Regions from separate parts of the Homo sapiens genome. Here region 2 is linked to region 1. Evidence: chromatin loops called from intact Hi-C (ENCODE). Cell type or tissue: Calu3. All regions are shown on one strand. Links, peaks and the distances in the headings refer to the core of each region. The heading gives the core; the rest is flanking DNA.

Evidence for each region. Hi-C counts contacts between places; a loop is a spot of excess contacts. Peaks named below come from ENCODE experiments on the same cell type or tissue, not always from the same donor. Only the 100,000 strongest peaks of a DNase experiment are listed, where the experiment ranks them.
Region 2: a loop joins it to region 1, with 5 times the contacts of the local background. A loop is called at or near these places in 2 of 110 quality-filtered maps.

The regions. Positions count from the first base shown.
Region 1 is chr2:117,408,673-117,417,187 of GRCh38, reverse strand. No RefSeq gene overlaps it. Among named protein-coding and RNA genes, the nearest start is that of DDX18, 400 kb to the left of the region's middle. In Calu3, for the core only: no CTCF peak of the experiment used is centred there; no DNase peak of the experiment used is centred there.
Region 2 is chr2:117,768,199-117,776,713 of GRCh38, reverse strand. No RefSeq gene overlaps it. Among named protein-coding and RNA genes, the nearest start is that of DDX18, 42 kb to the left of the region's middle. In Calu3, for the core only: a CTCF peak has its summit at 4,302 (motif pointing right); no DNase peak of the experiment used is centred there.

The sequences.
Region 1 (8,515 bases), core at 391-8,390:
TTTTATTTTTTTAAATAGTTTTCAATTTAGCCTTTAATTCAATAAGCATTCACTGAGTATCCACTACAGTCTCAAAATCATTTAAAATTAAATCTTCCAGATGACTTCTTCTCTTTTAAAAAAATAATTTAATTTAATTTTTTTATTTCCATAGGTATTTGGGGAACAGGTGGTGTTTGGATACATGAATAAGTTCTTTAGTGGTGATTTGTAAGATTTTGGTTCACCCATCACCCAGGCACACATTGTACCCAATTTGTATCATTTATCCTTCACCCCCCCTTCCCTCCGAAGTCTTCAAAGTCCATCGTATCATTCTTATGCTTTTGCATCCTCATCGCTTTGCTCCCACTTATGAGTAAGAACACATGATGTTTGGTTTTCCATTCTTGAGTTACTTCATTTAGCATAATAGTCTCCAGTTCCATCCAGGTTGCTGTGAATGCCATTATTTCTTTCCTTTTTGTGGCTGAATAGTATTCTATGGTATATACATGACAATTTCTTTATTCACATTTTGATTAATGGGCATTTGGGCTGGTTCCATATTTTTGCAATTGTGAATTATGCTGCTATAAACATGAGTGTGCAAATATCTTTTTTGCATACTGACTTCTTTTCCTCTGGGTAGATACCCAGTAGTGGGATTGCTGGATCAGGAAATATACAACCTCCTAGGTTAAATCAGGAAGAATTAGAAACCCTGAAAAGACCAATAACAAATAGCAAGATTGAAATAGAGATTTAAAAAATTACAAACAAAACAAAGTCCAGGACCAGATAGATTCACAACTGAATTCTATCAGACATTCAAAGAAGAATTGATACCAACCCTAGTGACACTATTCTGCAAGATAGAGAAAGAGGGAATCCTCTCTAAGTCATTCTATGAAGCCAGTATCACCCTAATACCAAAACCATGAAAGAACGTTAACAACAACAACAACAACAACAAAACTACAGACCAATATCCCTAATTAATATAGACGCAAAAATGCTTAACAAAATACTAGCTAAACAAATCCAACAGCATAGCAAAAAGATAATCCACCATGGCCAAGTGGGTTTCATACCAGTGATGCAGGGATGGTTTAACATTTGCAGGTCAATAAATGTGATACACTACATAAACAGAATTAAAAACAAAAATCACATGATCATCTCAATAGACGCAGAAAAATCATTTGACAAAATCCAGCATCTCTTTATGACTAAAACCCTCAGCAAAATCAGCATAGAAGGGACATACTTTAATGTAATACAAGTCATATATGACAAACCCACAGTCAACATAACACTGAAAGGGGAAAAGTTGAAAGCATGCCCTCTGAGAACTGGAACAAGACAAGGATACCCACCCTCCCCACTTTTATTCAACATAATACTGGAAGTCCTAGCCAGAGCAATCAGACAATAGAAAGAAATAAAAGACATCCAAATCAGTGAAGGGGAAGTCAAACCCTCACTCTTTGCTGATGATATGATTGTATACCCAAAAAACCCTAAAAATGCCTCCAAAAAGCCCCTAGAACTGATAAATGAATTCAGCAAAGTTTCAGGATACAAAATTAATGTACACCAATCAGTAGCTCTGTTATACACCAAAAGCAACCAAGCTGAGAATCACATCAAGAACTCAACCCCCTTCACAATAGCTGCAAAAAGAAAAAAAAAGAAAAACCTAGGAATATACCTAACAAGAAGGTGAAAGACCTCTATAACTACAAAACACTTGCTGAAAGAAATCATAGACGACACAAACAAATGAAAACACACCTCATGCTCGTGGATGGGTATAATCAATATTGTGAAAATGACCATACTGTCAAAAGCAATCTGCAAATTTAATGCAATTCCTATCAAAATGCCACCATCATTCTTCACAGAACTAGAAAAGATAATCCTAAAATTCATATGGAACCAAGCCAAAACAAGACTAAGCAAAAAGAACAAATCTGAAGGCATCACATTACCTGACTTCAAACTATACTATAAGGTCATAGTCATCAAAACAGCATGGTTCTGGTAAAAAAAAAAAAAAAAAAAAGGCACATAGACCAATGTAACAGAACAGAGAATGCAGAAATAAAGCCAGATACTTACAGCCAACTGATCTTTGACAAAGCAAACAAAAACATAAAGTGTGGAAAGGACACCCTATTCAACAAATGGTGCTGGGATAATTGGCAGGCCACATGTAGTAAAATGAAACTAAGTCCTCATCTCTCACCTTATATAAAAATCAACTCAAGATGGATAAAGGACTTAAATCTAAGACCTAAAGTCATAAAATTTCTAGAAGATAATGTCAGAAAGACCCTTCTGGATATTGGCTTAGGCAAAGAGCTTGTGACCAAGAACCCAAAAGCAAATGCAACAAAAATGATAATAAATAGGTGGGACTTAAACTAAAAAGTTTCTGCACAGCAAAAGAAAGAATCAGCAGAGTAAACAGACAACCTACAGAGTGGGAGAAAATCTTCACAATCTAAACATCTGAAAAATAACTAATATCCAGAATCTACAAGGAACTCAAACAAATTAATGAGAAAAAACAAACAATCCTATCACAAAATGGGCTAAGGACACGAGTAGATGATTCTCAAAAGAAGATATACAAATGGCCACAAACGTGAAAAAATGCTCAGCATAGCTAATGATCAGGGAAATGCAAATCAAAACCACAATGCAATACCACCTTACTCCTGCAAGAATGGCCATAATCAAAAAATAAAAAAACTAATAGATGTTGGCGGGGATGCGAAGAAAAGATAGCAGTTTTACCCTGCTGGTGGAAATGTAAACTAGGACCACCACTATGGAAAACAGTGTGGAGATTGCTTAAAGTGCTCTTCAACATACTTAATGTCGTCAGCAGGCTGAAGTTGAGCCAGAACTGACCCAGGCTTGGAAATTGACCAGTGGAAGCATTTGCCTCCAGAAACTTGACACCTTGACAGATGAAACAATTCTAATTGCATGGGGCTTCTTTCTCGTCTCTTGTCTCCAATAGCTTCAATCCAATAGCTTCAACTGCCCCAAACTTTGTATAATCAGGACCCTTGGTATTATAATGTCAGAAAATCCAACTCACAGCTAGCCAAAAGGAGATATCCATGAATAGATAAAATATGGTTTCATCCAGGTGCTCAAACAATGTATCTCATAATTCTTGTCTTAAATCAACATTACTCTCCTCTAGGTTTCATTTATTCTACAGCAAGTGCCCCTAGGTAATACCAAGAGTGGCCCCTAGGTAATATCAAGAGAGCCCCTAGGTAATACCAAGAGAGCCCCTAGGTAATATCAAGAGAGCCCCTAGGTAATACCAAGAGAGCCCCTAGGTAATACCAAGAGAGCCCCTAGGTAATATCAAGAGAGCCCCTAGGTAATATCAAGAGAGCCCCTAGGTAATATCAAGAGAGCCCCTAGGTAATACCAAGAGAGCCCCTAGGTAATACCAAGAGAGCCCCTAGGTAATACCAAGAGAGCCCCTAGGTAATACCAAGAGAGCCCCTAGGTAATACCAAGAGAGCCCCTAGGTAATATCAAGAGAGCCCCTAGGTAATATCAAGAGAGCCCCTAGGTAATATCAAGAGAGCCCCTAGGTAATATCAAGAGAGCCCCTAGGTAATATCAAGAGCAACTCTAAGCACGTGCTGTATCAGCTTAACACCCCAGGGCAAGATTATATCTCTTATCTATCTGAAACCCCATGTTTGGGGTTTCATAAGCACATCTAAGCTGTAAGTCTGACAGGCTGGGAATGCATGTCCAACTCCAGACTGACAGATCTAGGGCACGAGATCAACACCTGAAACCATGTGGGCTAAGACTAGGAGAGTATTGGTTTTCTGAAGACAAATCAGAGTTCTGTCACACAGAGGAGTCCAAAGAGATTCTTGGAAGACAAAAACAAAGGATTTACTGTACCCTCCCCAACTCACTACCTCCTATTTCTCATCACCTCATCTTTGTTTTGTTCATGCCTCATTTAGTTTTTGGCCACTGAGTGTCTTTCTTGATCTGCCTATGATTTCTTTGCCTATACCATTCTGTCTTTTCCTCACTTCGCTCATTCTCTCTCTGCCTGCCTCTCATTTCCTAATTTTCCGCCGCCTGTATCTCTCTTCACCCTTGCTTTCTCCCAAACAGTGTGAAAGTTAAGTCCCTTTCAGCCTGCCGGCCTCAGCTTCTGTACGTACGCTATATCCCCATAGCACTCTACACCTTTTGAATTCTTATTTTGCTGGTCTTCACTTTCTTCGTGTCAGTCTTCTTTGCTTAACCAGAAATTCCATGAGTAATGAAGGAACCATATCTTAGTCATTTACCACTGAATCACCAGGACTCTGTGCAGCCCCTGGCACATAGGATTTGCCCAAATACTCTTTGTTGAATAAACAAATGACCCCAGTGAGAAAAAGATTTGTGGATTTTGCAACACACATTTTACTTTTCAAGATATATTCTTCTAATAAGCCCGAGACTACAAAAGAAGAAAACGAATAACTGGTGTCAGGACCAATGAATTCTTACAACCTAGCTAGGGAATTCATGATTTCAGGAGAAATTATAAATCAATAGGCATCTTATGGAATGCAGATCGACAAATTAAGTATAAATTGACTGCTAATGGTTTGACACAAACAATTTTAGTTGTGTCTCCGTGAAAGCTGTATCTTTAGTTGTGTATCTGTGAAAGTTCACATATTTTTCAGTAAAAATCTATGTAAAAATCAAGATTGTGTTTCTACTTACTAATTAGCATTTGGCATCCACTGGATGTCAATGAGTTTCACCTAAAAATGGAGAAAGCATCACACAACATTCTGTACTTTTAGCAACATTTTTATTCAGGTATTTGTAAGGGCAATAATTTCAAATAGATTCAGTTCCTAAGTCCAATTGCATTTAACAAGACTTGAAAGCTTTTTTTAAGTCACCCGTATATAATTACAGGTGTGTAGACCAGAAAACTTTAAACGTTGCCTCCCTGGTCCCTCTACTGGACAAAACTAAAATACATAAAACCTATGGTTCACTTAAGAAATTAACTCACCTTATATAACATGCTGAACAAAGTAAGCCTTGGGCTATTTCATTCACCTACCAGAAAGCTCACGGCTATCTTCCAGGGAGAGCTAAAGAAATTCAGGAACTCCTATAGCATATGCGTATACATCCACCCAAACTAGGACCCATTCTAAATATCTGGACAAGGGGAGAAGGAGCTAATTAGAATAGGCTCTCTGGGTTTGTAGAGTTTCTGGTCAAATTCTTAAGTTCTGGGTTCCACGTGGCAGGGGCAATCAGGAAACAACATTGTGTCTCGTGTCCTCATTAATTGATTTAGGGTAGAGCATTTGGAGATGGAGTTTTGAAAAACAGAGAGAGAGAAAGATACAAAAATAACCTCTTCAATGAGATAGATATTAAGATGCAGATATATATATATATATATATATAAACATGTGTATATATGTGTGTGTATATATGTGTATATATTTACATATATATGCAGACAGCACATACGTATCTATTTATATACTGTATATATTATGTGTAAGTGTGTGACTTAAGATCAGACACCCACATTTGCTGTGATTAAAAAGAAAAAAATAAAACTCTTTGCAAAGAAGAAATAAGCCTCCTATGCACAAATTTCAAATTCATTCAGATTAGGCAAAAATTAAAATTAAGTAGAAAAAAACAGTAAAGATAATTTGTAGAAAAAAGGACCTGGGTTCAAGCTTCCACTAAGCTACTTACATTCTAATTATGGGCAAGTATTAATTTATCTGAGCTTCAGTTTTGTCATCTGAAGAAATAGTTTGGGAGATTTCCATGAGAAATGTGAGAAGAAATTTATTCATCTTAAAATTCTATCCAAGTGCTAGTAATTGATACCAATAGAAGGTTGGTTATGCATGGAACAAAAAAACACCATATCATTTGAAATGTGAATTCGTCATAAAAATGCACACAGGGCCAAGTTAAATCCAAATGTTTTAAAGCTTTTTCTGAACAAGAGGCACATCTGTGTCTGAATGGATATAATTATCTTTAATCTAAAATTCATAATTCGGATTCTCTAACTTTATAAACTTGTCAACTAACTAAATGTAATATATTATTTAAAAAATAATGCTGAGCTATAATTAATAATGATATTATAACACATCCCAAATCTAATAATAAATTCAGGTGGGCCTTAAGGAAATCAAGTAATTATATGAATAAGATCACTCAGTCTGGTGGAAAAAGCACTGAAGTTAAAATCTAAAATAAAAATTTGAGTTTAAATGCATCAGGCCAATAATTTAATCTCTTAGCTTGAGTTTCTCAACTTGTGAAACCTGTTTTGTCTATTTTGGAGCAAAAATCTCAGAGGAAAGAATGAAATGGTGAATACAATAAGACCAAACATAGAATACTTATGGATAATGGCAGAAAATAAAAATCTAACCTGAAAATTCAGATGTTCCCAAGGAAGAAATAGGAACAAATGAAACTGGAACTTAAATAAAAAGAAGAAGACTTGAGAAAGTTAAAAAAATATACGAGTTACTAATGAAATGTGTTCACAATTTAAAAGCAGAGCTAATGTAAAGGAATCTTGTCTAGTACACACTTACACATTCTTTAAAATGCTGGTGAAGGAAAAGTTATATGAATTTATATGTATATCATGTATAAACATGTATATAATATGGAAAGTATTGATCGAGATTGAAACCTATCATATTCTAGATGGCAGAAATATATTAAATTAAGCAACATGTTTGTAAAGTGTTTTCAATTAAAGGAATTATAAAGGTAAATCTATGTCATTGAGTTTACATCACCTTTGATGTAAAACTCAAAGCAAAGAAAAAGATTGCTAATATAAAGATCGTCTTATATTCATAAGGAAGACAAGAGTATTGAGTCTCCTAAGCATCTAAAAGCCACTGTCAATTTAACTAGTAACAACAAACAAACAAGCAAAATTCATTGAACTCTCCATAGGTCCAATATGCCACTTTGTACTTTACAGGCATAAAATACAACATAAAAAGGAAACAAACAGAAATTCTGTCCAAGATGGAAAAATGCCCACAAAGTAATAAATGCCTATTACATAGCATAGGCTATGCTAAATGTTCTTACATATGATATCTTATTTAACTGCCATAATAACTTGTTGAAGTTTGGCTGGGTATGATGGAGCATGAGTGTTAACTGCATAAACAAGCTGCTTTCCACTCTTTGTGGTCCTGACCAACAGGAAAATAGGCACAAGGGGATCAAGTGAAATCCAAGCATTGATTTTATTGCTGGACCGAGACAATCCTAAATAATATGGCCTCCGCTATAGCTGGATAGAAGGAATAGGGAGAGGACAAAGTGAAGATCTCATTTTTGCTCCCTAACGTAAAGTTGGGGGCAAGTGCTGGGTCTGCAGAGTAAACTGACTTTCTCAGCCAGCTGCCAGTGGAGCAGGCATGCTCCACAAACACTTACGAATGTGCACAGTCAACATAGCTCCACTCCCTTCCTTATGCGGTAGCCTTATCCTGGTATGCTTGAGACTTGGCAGTAAGGAGTGGAGGCAGAACACCCACTTCACCTGAGCAATCTGGTCTGGAAGAAGATGGCATGTGTGAGCAGTCATTTTCAGCAGAGTAATTCTATCCAAGGGTGAAGCAACACAAGGAAAGTAAAATTTTCATCTGTAAAATAGGGTACTCCTCTCTTGGTGATAACAGCAAGTAGGTGGAGAGTTGTGGATAAGATACTTCCACAGTACTTTGGCAGAAGGGGAAAAAAGTTTGAATTTCATTTATCTGGAGACTAAGGTAGGGATGGAACATGAAGAAGAGAGAGGTGTCTCCTTAAGAACCCATCAAAGTCATTACTATTACTCTCACTTTCCACAGAGGGAAACAGAAGCTGAGAATAATTATGTGACTTATCCAAAATAACACACCTAATAATCTATGACGTACACATAAGACAATTATAAAGCAACACCTGAATGATATGATATTGACTATAAGTAAGGGGATCAAGAAGAAAAATGAGAGTGTGAGATGCATTGAGCAAATTAAGCTGGCCCGGAAGCCTAGGTGAAAAAAAGGTGGTATAAATAGTGTAAATCCAGCACACATTGATGGGGTAGATATTGTGTTATAAATACAAACAAGTTTCAAGATCCTTTTGGGTAAGAGAATGCCAAAAACTCCTTAGAGCCATTGATACCCAGGAAATTAAAGTGTAGGAAATCTCCATGGTCATAAATACACAAATGGTAAATATTGCCTGTACATCTCAAGGGAAGGGGGTTAAAAAGGAAGGGGACCCGGCTTACTCTGACTCTTACTCATTTCACATGGAGGGAGTAATTACTTTTTGTTTTCTTTTACTCACTGTGTGAAACAAAATCAAGGTTTCTTTCCCTTAAGTAGGTCTGAGTTTTTTAGAGGCTCTTTGTTGCATCAGCTAGTCAGGCCCATGTAACTGTGGAAATGAT
Region 2 (8,515 bases), core at 272-8,271, 360 kb before region 1:
GACTTTATTTTCCCAATCTACAGAAACCACGGATGTTGAGGGTTAGTGGGTGGACAGAGCACAGATACAGGGATCTACACTGATTCAGCAAGAAGCGATTGTTGACATTAAGAAGGACACTATAAAACACACTTAAAAAAAAAGACAGCAATTTCAGAACAAAATTTAGGATTGTTGAGTACGGGAGCAGCCTTTATCTCTCAGCAGTTCTTGAGAGTGTTACTAAATGATCAGTGGTTTCCAATGGCTATTCCTGGAATCTTATGGTTCTATGTCGTCTCAGGAATTCCTAGTGGGTGGGACTCTGTTGCACACCCATCTCTCTCTTCAACTCTTCTTTGTATCTATTTTGTTGGTTGGAATTCTAGAAAAGACTTCTCAGTTAAAACAGAATTTTAAAAATCGCATTTTGGTGTATAGTTTGATTCTGTAATGAGGCTGAGTCATAAAAGATTAAATGGTCAAACTCTGTGTAAAAGGCAGAGGACGATGTAACATATTTCAGAAACACTTGCATTAAAATGCTGAAAATATAAGTTTTGGCATAGTAGACTGTAAGTAAATCTTTGTTAAATGGATGAATTATGAAATGCAGAGAGAGAAACTCAAACTGTTCAAAAGTTGCCTTGCTCCACATCACTGAATAAATAAAGTATGACTGAATATAGTGCCTTTGTTGAGTGTATAGATATGTGAGTTCAATCTTCTAAGAAAAACTCAAATAGAGACTTGACAACATGTGGCCAGACACTTGTATCAAGTGCCTTCAAGTGTCATGCTGCAATCTATAAAACAGCTTTAAGCAATACATCAAACAAGTATTTGGAATGAAAGATGATGATTCATTCTCTTGCAGATATGGAAATTGAGAATAAAATAAGTTCTAGAGGCAAGTACAGTTTATTTTGTCTGCATAATGAATATATTTAAAGAAAAGTGGTTTTGTTTTCTTGAAGCTAATTGATTTGATTGTTGTTTTATGCATTGAATGTCTATTGTCAAACATGATTCAGAGCTAAACATGGAATGTAGTTACATCTATAACTACATAACTAAATATGTATAGTTAAAATTGTAAAATATGACATGTATAAGGAAAAGTATACAAAATAGAAATGTACAGCTCAATGATTTGTTACAGGAGTTGGCATATTTTTGTGTATAAGGCTGGATGGTAAATATATTAGAATTCATGGGCTATATGGTGTCTGTTAGGACTATTCAAGTCTCCTATTGTTAATAAAAAGACAGATACAGACAATGTGTAAACTAACATGGGCTGTGGTTTAATAAAGTTTTGTTCACAATAATCGGTGGGAGATTAGGTTTGGGCCATATTGTTTGCCAATCCCTGATTTATGACAATGCAAACCCTACTGTTTCTACCATCTAGGACTGGAAATACAATATTATCAACATTGCAGAAGCATCCTCATCTTCCCTTCCAAGCACCATCACTACTCTCTTGCTCCTATACTATCTTTCATGGTAATATATTCTTTGCTTTTCTTTGTAGTTTTATCAGCTAAACATACATACCTTACACACATACATTAATGAAGTCATATGGAATGTATTTTTTTCTCAACATTCTCTTCATCAGATTCATTTCTGTCACATGAAGTGGCAACTTTTTTTTTCATTTTCATTGCTGTAAAGAATTGTGTTATGTGAACAGTTCAACATTTATTTTCCAGTTCTAATGCTGGTGGACATTTGATAATTGATTTCACATTTTGGCTTTTATGACTAATGCTCTTATAAACATTTTCGTACATGTCTCTGCATGCACATGTGCATGCATTTTTGTTGGATGTACACTTAGGAATTGCAGAGTATGCTTTGTGCTTGTATTTTAGGAGACAATACCAGTGGTTTTCCAAAGCAGTATACTAACTTTACTCCTACCTACAGTTTAAAAGAGTTCCCCTTATTCTACATCAGAGGTCAGCAAACTATGAGCAACAGTCAATTATGGAGTGCACCAGTGGACTGGGCTAGCACTGTGAACCATGCCTCACTGCTGCCTGGGGTCTGGCTGGTCAACACCTACACTCTGGGGACTCTGCTGTTGGCAGCTGCTGGCACACCAAGTGATAGAAACTATCAGCCTCTTCTTTGGCCTGCTGATCAAATTGACACAGTCTCCCCAGGAGAGAAGGGCATGTTGAGATCAAGTGTACCTGGGGCAGAGAGGGAAAGTGACCATGGTGACTGTTCCCACTTCTCCTCCCCGTCGGGACCCCTCAGACCCATTCCTCTTCCTTCAGGTAGTTTCCAGCCAACCACAACTAGGACAAAGCCTTCCCACCACCTCACTGGTCCACGTCAGTCAAATGTGGTGGAGAAAGTCAAGAGTTTCTCGTGTTATATAAGTGCCTGCCTTCATAATATCCTAAATGTTGTCTCTTGACTACGAGGCCTAAGAAAATTACTATCTGGCCCTTTACAGGAACAGCTGGCCAATCCCTGTTCTACATTCTCATCAGCACTTGAATGTTGCCAGTCTTTCTAATTTTAGGTATTCTGGTGGGTTTCTAATCAGACTGTATTGTAATTATAATTTTTTTTAATTTCTAAAGACAATGAGTACCTTATCACTTTGGTTGGCCATTTGGCTGTCTTCTTCTAAGAAATGTCTGTTCAGGTCTCTGGACCATTTTTCTTTTGGGCTGTCTGCCTTTTCTTTATTGAAAAGTAGGCGTTCCTTCTGGATACTGGATATGAGTGTTTGTCAGTTATGATTTGCGAGTTTCTTCCTCCACCCTGTGGCTTGCTTTTTTTGTTTACTTTCTTCATGCTATCATTTGATGAACAGAAATTCTACATTTTTATTTACACATCTTATTCTTTACAGTTGTGTTTTGTTTAAGAAGCCTTTTCTTGTCAAAATATGGCTTGCTGGGCCCCACTGCCAGACTTCCTGAATCAGCAGGTCTGGGGTGAGGCTGGAGAATTTGTATTCCTAACAAGTTCCCAGGTGATGCTAACACTGTCTGGAGACTACACTTTAAGAACCACTGATGTAGAAACGTTGCTGATTTGCCTTTCATATTTATGTCTAGAGTCCATCAGAAATTATGAATTAAGGGTTGGCTTTAATTTTTTTCATATGGAAATCTAAGAAGCATTCGTTGACAGACAGTCCTTTCTCCACTGTTCTGTGAACCACCGTTCAAATGTCCATGAATCTGTTTCTGGGTTCTCTAGTTTATACCATCAGTCTCTTTGCCTATTGTTGAACCAGTACCACGCTGTCTTAATTACTGTAATGTTATCATAGGCCTTGATATATGGTCGAGCACCTTTTACCTTTCCTTTTTCTTCAATACACATTTACTGCCAGCTTATCAATTCTGTCTGTCTCTCTCTCTCTCACACACACACACACACACACACAGTGTGCACCCATAAACACATGCACAGACATACACCCTGTTGGGATTTTGATTAGAAGTGCATTGAATCTATAGATCATTTGGAAGGATTCACATGTTTACAATATTAAACCTTTAAACCTCCTATCCAGTTCTTTCCAATTTTTTTCCTATGCTCCCCCTGAAACTGAAGGAGCCCCCCGGTTTTTTTTTTTTACTTTTTTCCCTAACTTCTCCTACTGTGAAATTTTAATACCACAGGTATACTGTATATCTTTGCTTTGCATATAAGAAGATTTTTTTATCATCCTAAAACCTAACACTTTTCCCTTTCGGGGCTATTTTACCCTTGTTGTGAATGAGTCCCTTGTATTGAGAAATCCCTTCATTCAATCAATTCAGTTCAATTCCTTGGATTGAAATCCCCAATTTCATTTATTTAGATATTCTTTAATTTCTCTTAGTAATATTTTATCATTTTTCTGTGTAGCAGTCAAAATGTATCTAGTTTCAAGTTGATTCTTCGGTATTTGATATTTTGGAATGTAGGGTTCATGCCCTTCTGGGTTGGCTGTACAGCCCCCAAGCAGGCTTAGGTGAACAGGTGAGGTCACCATTGTGCAGGGCACCTTGGCCTCCTAGCTTCACATCTAAACACCTGCCATCTGGGTGCCCCACCTTACAAAGTCTTGATTTGTAGACTCCATTTTTCAAGACATATTACTTGAAAGTCCCAGTCTAATTCCAAACCCATTTGTCATTTGTGGCTATGAAATAAAATAATATGTATGGGTTTAACTGCAGAACAGATATTTTGAAAGGAAGGACATGTCTTGGAAAGTGTTCAAAATTAAGGCATAAGCAACATTAATTTTTTTTTCCTGGTTTACAAGAACCAGAGTGAAAACGAGTCAGTAGATGGCACTGTTTCTTAATAGATAGAGAAAACCCTACACTGGTGGAAGAGGTTTGAATGGAAACATTTTTTTTTCCATTAAATTGGAATTAAGAATAATATAAATAAAACTTTAAAAAAAAGTTCTGTGGGATCCCTTGCGATCTACTTCTCTGGTGAGCTTAATTAAAGTCAATGAAGAAGCTTAAGCTCCTACACCCTCTCTTACTCTTGGTGGGCTCTTGCTCTAATTGTGTCTTCTCTCAGACAAGGCTAAGCTAAGTGACAGTGTATTGTACAGTTGGCGAGGTCAGAATAAAGTCACTGAGACAGAAGTCCCAGGTGCCTCCTGTGTGTGGCCCTGTGCTCTGGCAGAAGGCAATGCTGGTTTTCATTGTCAGCACCATCTGTGCAGGAGACATCACAAAGCATGAGAGGACTAAACCGAAGAGTCTCCTCTCAGTGTGTTTTCCATGCAGCAGAGCAGAAGATCTGGTTGCAAATCCTGCCTTAGCTGCGTCCTACCTATTTAACCTTGGTAAACGATTTCGTCTCACTGATTTCAATTTTGTTACCTGGAAAATGGAGATAATCTCTACATCACAAGATGCTGTGAAGATTAAATGAGGTGATATATGTAGAGCATTTAGCCTGGTTACCCAGTGACAACATGCTTTTGTGATTATTCCATGCTTTTTGGGGTTTGGAAGTGGCATGGAAAGTAGACCTCATGGGTTTCAAGTGGTAACTGTCCTGTGCCCAGGTAAAAAAATGTCAGCAAATCTGGCCACTTGTGTTGCTCTCACTCAAGTTTAAACTATGCAAACTAGGAATATGGCCTTAAATGGCAGAACTACTTTTGCTTCCTGGGTTCCCTGAGGTACTTTAAAAACATGCCAATGCCCCAGCCCTGGAGATTCTGATTTAATTGGTCTGGCATGGGCCAGCTCCCCAGGTGACTCTAGTTGGCAGCTTGTTTAGATGCCCAGTCTACAGTGTGCTGTCTTTACACAGTGTTATCTGCAAAGGTGAGACCAGGTCTCAGTCTTCTCTTGCAGTTTCAGGTTAGTATCTGAGTATCTGTGAGATATCCGAGCTCATCATTTCTTCCTGGGTACTGTGCAGTCGGCTCAGGTAAGTCGCTGACAGGTACATTTGACAGAAGATTCAGACAGGGTAGAGGTGTGATTAAAATATATGTGGCTTGTCTTCTCCTTAGATGTGCTTTCTGAAACACTGAAATAAAGCTCTATGAGGAAATCACAGAGAACACCATGAAATACTGTATTTTTTCTCATTTTCTATCTTTGTCTATGTTTTTGTTTCTGTTTATGTATACGTCTCTGTGTCTGTCTGCTCTCTTGATGTCTTGCCTGTTTGTCTTTGATTTTGTCTGTTCTGTTCCTTTCTGTCTCTGTGTGTCTTGCTGCTCTGTATCTGTATGTCTGCTCTATTTCTGTTTGTTTACTTTGTCTGTATCTGTCTCTCTCTTGACTTGTTTGTCTTGGTGGGACCTGATTTATGCACTCAAGGGTCATTGTGCATATTAGTCAGGCTTCTCCAGAGAAACCAACAGGGTGTGTGTGTGTGTGTGTGTGTGTCTGTGTGTGTGTGTGTGTGTGTATGTTTGTATGTATGGAATTGGCTCACATGGTTTGAAGACTGAGAAGTCCCAAGATCTGATGTCAGTCAGCTGAAGTCCCAGGAGAGTAGATGGTGTAATTTCCAATCTAAGTTTGAGTATGAAGACAGAAAATGATTGATGTCCCAGTTTGAAGATAGTCAGATGGAGAGAGAGAGAATTCTTTCTTATTTATTCTTTTTGTTCTATTCAGGCCTTCAAGGGATTGGATAATGCTCACCTACATTAGGTAGGGTAATCTGCTTTACTAAGTCTACCAATTCAAACATTAATCTCACCCAGAAACAGTCCCACAGGCATGCTTAAATGATGTTTCATCAAATATCTAGGCATTCTGTGGCTCAGTCAAGTTAACACATAAAATTAAGCATCACACCATGCAAGTCCATTATGTCCACCACCCTAGAACTTCTGGGTCTAGAAGTCTTAATTTGGCTGACCAAGGGTCAAATTTGCCTCTCAGGTACATGTTGCTGGTCTCCTGCCTGCATCTGTGTATTATACCCAGTGAGCTTTACTCTGTACATTATCCATCTGACCACTTTTCTAGGACATGGCCAGGTGCGAGGTCACTAAACTTGTGCCCCTTTTCTATCTACTCCACTCTACTGCAGCCAAGCTAGATTAAATATAGTTTTTTAATGTCTGTGAGAAAATCAAAGCATGTTTGTAACCCTCACTGGCAATATTACTCAGCTAAAAGTATTCAACAACTTGACTACATAACTCTTTGGTTTCTTCTCTGTCCTCTATCCTGGAAAGAAAACCCACCACATTATTGACTTATCCATGGAAAGAAAGGGATTTCATTCATTTGTACCCTCTTTACCAGGGTGACCCCACAGTGGTTTTTATGTCCTGCTTCCTCAGGAACGAGGGAGGTTTTCTTCCCTTTCCCCCTTCTTCTTCTTCTTCTTTATCTTTTTAAAGTCACTTAGTGCTCCTTCCTCACTGGAACTTTGCCTGACATCTCCAGATACTGAATTCCTTTATCAACTAGGACATACACCATTGGGCTGCTCTGGATGTAAACTGTCTTCTGTAAATAGCTTGGAGTTTAAAAATACAAGTTTGATCCTAAATATATATGCACCCAATACAGGAGCACCCAGATTCATAAAGCAAGTCCTGAGTGACCTACAAAGAGACTTAGGACTCCCACACAATAATAATGGGAGACTTTAACACCCCACTGTCAACACTAGACAGATCAACGAGACAGAAAGTTAACAAGGATACTCAGGAATTGAACTCAGCTCTGCACCAAGCGGACCTAACAGACATCTACAGAACTCTCCACCCCAAATCAACAGAATATACATTTTTTTCAGCACCACACCACACCTATTCCAAAATTGACCACATAGTGGGAAGTAAAGCTCTCCTCAGCAAATGTGAAAGAACAGAAATTATCACAAACTGTCTCTCAGATCACAGTGCAATCAAACTAAAACTCAGGATTAAGAAACTCACTCAAAACCGCTCAACTACATGGAAACTGAACAACCTGCTCCTGAATGACTACTGGATACATAACGAAATGAAGGCAGAAATAAAGATGTTCTTTGAAACCAACGAGAACAAAGACACAACATACTAGAATCTCTGGGACACATTCAAAGCAGTGTGTAGAGGGAAATGTATAGCACTAAATGCCCACAACAGAAAGCAGGAAAGATCCAAAATTGACACCCTAACATCACAATTAAAAGAACTAGAAAAGCAAGTGCAAACACATTCAAAAGCTAGCAGAAGGCAAGAAATAGCTAAAATCAGAGCAGAACTGAAGGAAATAGAGACATAAAAATCCCTTCAAAAAATTAATGAATCCAGGAGCTGATTTTTTGAAAGGATTAACAAAATTGATAGACTGCTAGCAAGACTAATAAAGAAAAAAAGGGAGAAGAATCAAATAGATGTAATAAAAAAATGATAAAGGGGATATCACCACCGATCCTACAGAAATACAAACTACCATCAGAGAATACTACAAACACCTCTATGCAAATAAACTCGAAAATCTAGAAGAAATGGATAAATTCCTCGGCACATACACCCTCCCAAGACTAAACCAGGAAGAAGTTGAATCTTTGAATAGGCCAATAACAGGATCTGAAATTCTGGCAATAATCAATAGCTTACCAACCAAAAAGAGTCCATGACCAGATGGATTCACAGCCAAATTCTACCAGAGGTACAAGGAGGAACTGGTACCATTCCTTCTGAAACTATTCCAATCAGTAGAAAAAGAGGGAATCCTCCCTAACTCATGAGGCCAGCATCATCCTGATACCTAAGCTGGGCAGAGACACAACCAAAAAAGATAATTTTAGACCAATATCTTTGATGAACATTGATGCAAAAATCCTCAGTAAAATACTGTCAAGGCGAATCCAGCAGCACATCAAAAAGCTTATCCACCATGATCAAGTGGGCTTCATCCCTGGGATGCAAGGCTGGTTCAATATAAGCAAATCAATAAATGTAATCCAGCATATAAACAGAACCAAAGACAAAAACCACATGATTATCTCAATAGATGCAGAAAAGGCCTTTGACAAAATTCAACAACCTTCATGATAAAAACTCTCAATAAATCAG